Linked DNA regions of Homo sapiens: region 1 is linked to region 2. The links are chromatin contacts, found by Hi-C in ENCODE. All regions are on one chromosome and are shown on one strand. The core of a region is the stretch at or near the end of the contact, and the rest is flanking DNA. Distances in the headings are between cores, read along the strand shown. Region 1 holds the start of KCTD12 (potassium channel tetramerization domain containing 12). Region 2 overlaps LINC00446 (long intergenic non-protein coding RNA 446).

What was found. A loop is a pair of places that touch in the nucleus more often than their neighbours do. Pooled maps may share reads with other maps.
Region 1: a loop to region 2 is called in a pooled map, with 18 times the contacts of the local background. The contact joins the promoter of KCTD12 here to the enhancer-like site in region 2. A Hi-C loop is called at or near these places in 2 of 37 single-sample maps with no recorded cell type and 6 of 50 pooled maps.

Annotation. Positions count from the first base shown.
Region 1 is chr13:76,885,155-76,889,022 of GRCh38, reverse strand. It overlaps KCTD12 (potassium channel tetramerization domain containing 12), which reads left to right and starts at 2,618. Exons shown (of 1, transcript NM_138444.4): 1 at 2,618-3,868. The coding sequence starts at 2,875. The coding sequence ends at 3,852. RefSeq lists silencers at 2,391-2,820, 3,221-3,490 and an enhancer at 3,104-3,603.
Region 2 is chr13:78,019,398-78,023,896 of GRCh38, reverse strand. All of the region lies in intron 2 of LINC00446 (long intergenic non-protein coding RNA 446), which reads right to left. Among named protein-coding and RNA genes, the nearest start is that of LINC00446, 8.8 kb to the right of the region's middle. Within about 2 kb of position 1,541, at least 10 of the 41 ENCODE cell types and tissues checked have a DNase peak (open chromatin) inside an H3K27ac peak, as active enhancers do.

The DNA.
Region 1 (3,868 bases), core at 1,369-3,868, 1.1 Mb after region 2:
AATAAATAGTGGTTGAATGCTTGCGTGAGCAACAGATATTTATCAAATGCCTGTAATATACCAGCTCTGTTCTAGGCAGTGGGGGTGTGGCAGTGAACCAAGCAGACAAAAACTGCTGAAGTCTTGGAGTTTATATTCTGATGTAGGAAAAGAGTCAACAAATAAGGCAAGGAAGAGGAAGCTGCAGTGAGGCTGTGCTGCATTAAGAAGTGGAATCAAGGAAAGGTCTTGCTGGGCAGACCTGAAGAAGGTGAGAAGGGAGGGACCTGAACAAGGTGAGGAACACGGGAGGGAGGAGAAATGAGACTTTTACAAGGATGTGCAAAGGCCCTGAGAAAACAAGAAAGGGGCTATGTGGCTAAAGCCAGCCAGCTCCTGGGGGCAGGGCAGGAGATGTGTCAGAGAGGTGCTGGTGGGATAACTCCAAACATGTAGAGTCTTGTAAGCCACTGAGAGGACTTTGGATTTTGCTCTTTCTGAGATAGGAAGCCACTGGCAGGCTCTGAGCAGAGTGACATACCAGCCTTGGATTATAAGCAGGGTCCCTGTTTTTGTTCTGGTGATACAAGACTGTAGGAGCAGAAGTAGAAGCAGTTAGGAGACCAGTGCAATAATCCAGGCAAGAGATGATGGTGGCTTGGTCCAGGGTGATGATAGGGAGATGGTGAAATACGTTAATAGTCTAGAAAGATTTTTAACACAGAGCTGGCAGGATTTGCTGATGCAATGAGCAATGGTAATTATACAAAAATATGTGCAGAACTGATACAAAGAAGGCTTTTCTTGGATTTGTAGAAAAGAGGCTGGTTTTGTCAGGTCTCTGACACTAATATAACGCCTAGTAGCACAACCACCTCGAAATCCTGCACTGGGACTTGGAAGTTTTGTGTTATCTATTATTTATCCCAAAGAACAGAACAACAACAAAAAAAGAATGTTGAAATACATTCAGTATCAAAATCTGTACTTGCAATTAAGATAACTGGTTTGGGGGTTGATCTCATTTCAGCACACTGACATGAGCGCGGTAATTGTTGAGCAGATATAAACATTTCAAAATAAAAATGACATTTATCTGTGAGGAGACTGTGAAGCTCACTGGGTAGTTACACAGAAGGATAAATTTTATCAAGAACAAAGATCTTGCCTGATTTATCCTGATGTGTGGTCTATACTTCAAACTGATGTGATAACTGCGCAGACCCCTGACCCTTTGCTTATTGGGCTACACTGAAAGCGCTTTGGAGATTATTCGCCTTTGCATTCCTCACTCCCTGGTGCCCTGCAAATAATAGCAGGTACACAAGAAACATTCAGTGACCCAATCATTTCTTGACACCCTCCTCTGCACTCTTCTCTTTTTGCAGCATTCAGGAGCTCTTACTTATTTTCATACCCAAATCAGTGATCAGATAATCACTCATAAATATGACATTTCAGAACGTGCTGGGAGCAGCGCAGACAGTGTGTAGGGAGCCATCCAGAGGCCCCACCCACCTGGGAAGCCAGGGAAAGCTTCCAGGGGGAGGGGGCGGTTCTGTGGGCTGCAGTCCGAGGGGGAAAAGCAAACGTGTAGGCAGCAGGAGTTGAGAGATGGGATCCAGACAAGGGCCTTCAGATATATAAATATCCCTTTCTGAGACTGACGGGAACTTGGACAGGGCCGAAGAGTGACCGAGGCATGCGGGAGAGAAGGGGCGCCTGGACTTTTGGAAGGATAAACATGCAGGCGCCAAAGGTGGCTTTAAAAATTACGTTAGATCTGCAACTGTTGTGAGTCTAAGGGCGCGATTCAACGAAGGCTGAATGGGACCCGGAGACCGAACGTTCCGGAGTCTTACCCCTTCACTTCGAAGTGAAGTGCCTCGAAGGCCCTGCGGGAAGAGGGAATTGCAATTAAGAGCAGATTTGAAGCTTCATCTCATTTTGTCTCTGCAGCCAGAAAATAAACTATCGTAAAGCATCCTACTGCGGGACACTGAGGTTTGCTTTTTGTTTCTAGGTTTATTTATTTATTTTCCAGGCTGGCTGCAAGGCAACTTGAACAAAATCTGGCTGCGCTCGGACTGGGGCGGCTCTTTCGTCTCTCCAGGTTTTTCGCGTCTCTCTACTTTCAGTGACACGACAACCAACGATGGCAGGCCGCAGCTGCACTGCTGGAAGCGCCCAGTTCCGCAGGCGGGAGGGCCGGAGGCGGCCACGCATTTCCACTCCCGGGGCGACAGGCTTCCGAAAGTTCACGTCCTCCTTCCAGAGTCCTTGGGTGCGGGCTGGGGCGAGAGGGGAGGGGGCGCGGTGACTGTCCCTCCAAGGAGCTGTCTTCCGAAGCCGCCAAGTCTCGGGCGGGTCCTCTTCGGAAGAGGGAGAAAGTTGGGCGGGACCACGGGGCGGGGCTGGTGGGTGGGGAGCGGGTGGGAGTCCGGGCGCCCCCAGCGCTCGCGAGCCGGGGTGGAGCCAGCAGCCCCGCGTGGCGTCCGCGTTTAAGATGCAAATCGAGTCCCCGCTCCCCACCTCCCCTCGCCCGGTAAGCGAGGCTCCGCCGCCGCCCACGCCTCCTGCGCGCCACGGCACCAGAGCAGGCGGCTCTACTTAAGCAGCGCGCGGGCCGCGACCCGGCACTCGCCTGGAGCGCGCGGGCAAGGCGGGCGGAGCGCACTGGAACTCAAGGGGGCGCACAGCGGCGCGCTCGCACCGCTCGGCTCCGCGCGGCTCTAGGAGGTGGCGGCGGTGGCGGTGGCGGCGGTGGCGGCGGCGGCGGCGGCGGGGCGCAGGGCTGAGCGAGCGTCCGGGTTCCGGGGCTCCGGGGAAGGCGGTTGCAGCTCCTGAGTGCAGCGCGGCTTCCTGCCACTGTCCCGGCCCGGCCACCTCTCTGTCATGGCTCTGGCGGACAGCACACGTGGATTACCCAACGGGGGCGGCGGCGGGGGCGGCAGTGGCTCCTCGTCGTCCTCCGCGGAGCCACCGCTCTTCCCCGACATCGTGGAGCTGAACGTGGGGGGCCAGGTGTACGTGACCCGGCGCTGCACGGTGGTGTCGGTGCCCGACTCGCTGCTCTGGCGCATGTTCACGCAGCAGCAGCCGCAGGAGCTGGCCCGGGACAGCAAAGGCCGCTTCTTTCTGGACCGGGACGGCTTCCTCTTCCGCTACATCCTGGATTACCTGCGGGACTTGCAGCTCGTGCTGCCCGACTACTTCCCCGAGCGCAGCCGGCTGCAGCGCGAGGCCGAGTACTTCGAGCTGCCAGAGCTCGTGCGCCGCCTCGGGGCGCCCCAGCAGCCCGGCCCGGGGCCGCCGCCCTCGCGGCGCGGGGTGCACAAGGAGGGCTCGCTGGGTGACGAGCTGCTGCCGCTTGGCTACTCGGAGCCCGAACAGCAGGAGGGCGCCTCTGCCGGGGCGCCGTCGCCCACGCTGGAGCTGGCTAGCCGCAGTCCGTCCGGGGGCGCGGCGGGCCCGCTGCTCACGCCGTCCCAGTCGCTGGACGGCAGCCGGCGCTCGGGCTACATCACCATCGGCTACCGCGGCTCCTACACCATCGGGCGGGACGCGCAGGCGGACGCCAAGTTCCGGCGAGTGGCGCGCATCACCGTTTGCGGAAAGACGTCGCTGGCCAAGGAGGTGTTTGGGGACACCCTGAACGAAAGCCGGGACCCCGACCGTCCCCCGGAGCGCTACACCTCGCGCTATTACCTCAAGTTCAACTTCCTGGAGCAGGCCTTCGACAAGCTGTCCGAGTCGGGCTTCCACATGGTGGCGTGCAGCTCCACGGGCACCTGCGCCTTTGCCAGCAGCACCGACCAGAGCGAGGACAAGATCTGGACCAGCTACACCGAGTACGTCTTCTGCAGGGAGTGAGCTCCCCAGACCCCCT
Region 2 (4,499 bases), core at 292-2,791:
AGGCCAAGGTGGGTGGATCACCTGAGGTCAGGAGTTCGAGACCAGCCTGGCCAACATGGTGAAACTCTGTCTCTACTAAGAATACTAAAATTAGCTGGGCATGGTGGCGTGTGCTTGTAATCCCAGCTACCTAGGAGACTAAGGCAGGAGAATCGCTCGAACTCAGGAGGTGGAGGTTGCAGTGAGCCAAGATTGCACCACTGCACTCCAGCCTGGGCAACAAGAGAGAAACTCCGTCAAAAACAACAACAACAACAAACTTAAATCATATCCCATCTTCTTCACCTTGTCTCCTTTAATGACCTTCCCCACACTTCTCATTCAACTGAAATAAAATCTAAACCCCTGACCCACAAGGTCCTTTGTAATCTGGACCCTGAACGTCTCTTCAGACTCATCCTACGTGTCTCTTCCTGATACTCTTGCCACCCGGAGATTCTTTCTGTCTCTCAAACATGCAAGCTATTCCCTTCTCAGGGCCTTTGTCCAAGCAATTCCCTCTAGCTGAAAGACTCTTCCCTGAGCCCTCTGAAGGGCCTGCTTCTTCCTGTTCTGGTTTCAGGGAGGCCTTTCCTGGTACTGCTAAGAAAAATGAGCCATTCTGTCATTGTCCATCACACAAGTCTGTTTCTTTGCTATTCTTTTATCACTGATATTTAGGTAGCCAGTTTGTTCATCTATTTTTACCCACTAAAATATAAGTCTTATTTGCACAAAAAAGAGGGCCTTTTTCTATGATGTCCCCTGTACCTAGAGCTGCCACTCAACAAATATTATTTGAATAAATCAATGAATTAATTTATACAAGATCTAAGTTTCTGTTTCAGTTCTACATTTGTGTGAGTCTTGTTTTAGTTAGTATGTGACCAGGAAGACTATACAGAAGAGTTCAGCTCTCCTCTTGTAGGCCTGTGACTTTGGGAATTAGCTTCTCCACGCCTCTGCCTATTTCTCTGTAAAAGGAGACTTCTACTAGATTATGAACGTTAAATCAAATTTTATTCTTCATCTACCTATATTCCAAGTACCCCTTTCTATTGTCAATAGTACTTAACACATTTTAAATTACATGTGTATTTATATTTATTTAAGTTATATACATTATATAATTAATATCTACCTCATCCTAGCTGTGAGAGCAAGGACCATATTTGTTTTCACTTGCTGTTGTATCCTAGTCAGTATCACAGTAATTGGCACATTCTAAGCTCAGTACTCATATATAGAATAAGGGAATAAGTGAGTAAGTGTTTACCTATACTACGCCCACTATATAACAATTCCTCAATAAAGAGTACTTTTGTTATAATGGAAATGGTGGCAGTTCTCTTAGCATTCACCCAAAGGATCAGGTGAATTAGGCCATACAACCAGATCTTTGAAATGGTCATGAATCTCAAATGCCCTTGTTGCAGGCAAAGAATTGGATGATAGGTTTCCCACACACCCACTGTAATCTCTGGTGCCAACACTCTTGGTTTGACAGCTGAATTCTCACTTCCTTCGTCTCTGAGCCTGCCATGATCATCTAAGTCAGCTGGCCTGTGTGGCTCACTGCTTTCACTTCCTGTTTGCTTACTCATTATTAAACCATTTCCTGACTTCTATGTTTTACCTCAGCCTGGGAACCTAAAAATGACTTTTCTTTGATTATTACCTGGCTTTCTAGGGCTTAAAATCCTGCCCTAAACTCTTAAGTGCACTACAGCTTTCTGACAAGAATAAAATAATGAAATAGAGTAGTAGAAACGAATACAATCCTCTTCTTTTATAGAATAAAATAGTAAGGAATGCTTCCTGGTACCTAACATATTTGGTTAGATTACAATATCACATTGCTATATTTCATAAAAGCATTTTATTTATACTGCCTATTAAGTGCATTGGCATCAAAATGTATTTTTTATTGTACCTAACTGGATTTGTGTTTAAACTTTTTTTGCCCCCATCCACCTTAGATTGGCCCTTACTAAATATATTTTTTTAAATGAACCAATTTTCTCAAGCCCATTTTGTATTTTGTTTCTGATTTCTAGAATATTGGCACTGTCACTTAGCATATTTTCTCTCAATTATAATTTCTATTACTTTCATTCATTGAAATGACTATGAGTTTGACCAGTATGTCTGTCTAAATTTGGAGAAGATCAATTATGTTAAATATATCAAATATTTGAAAATGGGATTAAAGAATCTTTCAATAACAGTAAAATGTTCTCTCTCTTGAAATAGATCTGAATTTGCCTACTATCAGAGACTTAAATGTAGAATAGACAAAACATAAGAAAAATTATTTAAGGAATATTTATTTATTACCTACAAGGACTAGGTTAACTGATACAGGATATGCTTTTTTAGTTTTACTTTGTGATTTTATGATTCTTATTTATAGTGTCTCTAGGACTTTCTATCTGGATACAATTCATTTAATTGCATCCAAGTTATTATCCTATTTAACACACAGGAGTTTTCATACTAATGTAGCATACTGATTTAACATTCCTTTTAAATACCATTTCATAATCTTAACTTTATTTCTAGAAAGTTGATAAAATATCTTAAAGCTGGGTTATGTACATGTCCCACTCAAAATTTATATAGAAGGCACAAGAAATAGCTTCATTCACTGCAGAACAATTTTGACATCTTTGATAAGAAAGCAAGAAGCCAAACTGCACGCTGGGATCATCTATCTTGAAAACAGTCCATGTTTTCACCCAGAGTCATCTGCAAAGACGCACAGACAGCTGCAGACCCGTCCTGCCCAGAGACGAGCCTTCCACAGAATCCTGATGAGGCTGCTGCCTGTAGTCCGTGGGGTAATGGCTGACCTCTGACCCTGCCTGACAGCCAGCACTTTTGTCATCTTTCTGTGCAACAAGTCAAATTAGGCTATAATTGCTGCACAGACAATGGGCTGTAATTACACATTCACGTCCCAGAGTCTGGTAGGAGGGAGATGATTGCGGCTGGAAGTGGACAAGGAGAAGTCAAAAAGTCAAAAGACAAACCACTTTTTGATACTTTTCTCCAAAGTGTGGCTATACTGTGGACTCCTCAAAGAGGAGAAAGAATCAAACGACACCGGAGAGCAACCACTCTCATTCAAAATACCATAAAGACATTAATTTCATGGACTTTAGTAGGTGTGATACACCAAAGGTTATGTGACTAATAAATAAAAGCAAGGACAACTATGGTTCCCACGACTATGGTTCTCTGCAACAACTACTTTGTTTTTGCTATTCAATTTTTTAATTCTGGGAGTTATTCATTAGGGTGAGCCAAAGTTATTTTTAAAAAAATTTAAGCCCAATTTTTAAATATGCAAAACATTTACAGTAGCAAATTAAGTAGACTGAACAGCTTAAAAACACCCATAAAAGCAGATCTGCCTTTGCTGCCTTTGAGACCATCTGCAAAATTATTGGCACCTTTCACCATCCCTATCCAAAGTTGTGGATCTACCAGGAAAGTTATAGTTTTCTCAGGAATGAGATAACTTGTATTTGTTTCTGACATTTCTTTTCTGACATTTGCTTTTCCAGCATCTTCTTTTTTTTTTTTTTTTTTTTTTTTGAGACGGAGTCTTGCTCTGTCGCCCAGGCCGGACTGCGGACTGCAGTGGCGCAATCTCGGCTCACTGCAAGCTCCGCTTCCCGGGTTCACGCCATTCTCCTGCCTCAGCCTCCCGAGTAGCTGGGACTACAGGCGCCCGCCACCGCGCCCGGCTAATTTTTTGTATTTTTAGTAGAGACGGGGTTTCACCTTGTTAGCCAGGATGGTCTCGATCTCCTGACCTCATGATCCACCCGCCTCGGCCTCCCAAAGTGCTGGGATTACAGGCGTGAGCCACCGCGCCCGGCCTCCAGCATCTTCTTGAATGCCTTTAGAGCTAAACACTTGCCTCCTAATGAGGCAGCCCATGACATCTTGAAAGAGCGCTGTCTGTTAAAAATATCTTCCTCATGTTAAAAAAAATATGCTCTGGCTTAGTTATCATTCATTCACCCTAACCTTATATCTTGTATACCAGTCCTTGGTCACATTCCACTTGGAAAATCATTTAATATTTAAAGATAGCTATAATGCTACCCCACCCTCACCCCAGCAAACATTCTTTGTTTGTTTTCTCTATGACATGACTTCAACTCTTAGCAATCTAATATGAATATATATCCATATGCTTTAAGGCACCTAGAACTTAAAACAATATTCCAGAGGTGATCTGATCAATGCAAAGAGTCTGGCACTGTTTGCATCATTATTCTATTGTTCTGTTAATAAGCCTGTGATTACAGAGTTTCTCTGAGCACCCACGCCAAAGTGTTGTCTCTCTTGAAGCTTACCATAAGCCAAAGCCTCAGAGTGTTTGATCTATATGCTAAACCAAATGTATATCTTCTCTCACCTGTTTTTACTTTGCTTTGTTGGACCTAAGGGCCAGTTCTTACATTTATCTTCATTAAATTTCATATTGTTCACATCAACCTAATAAT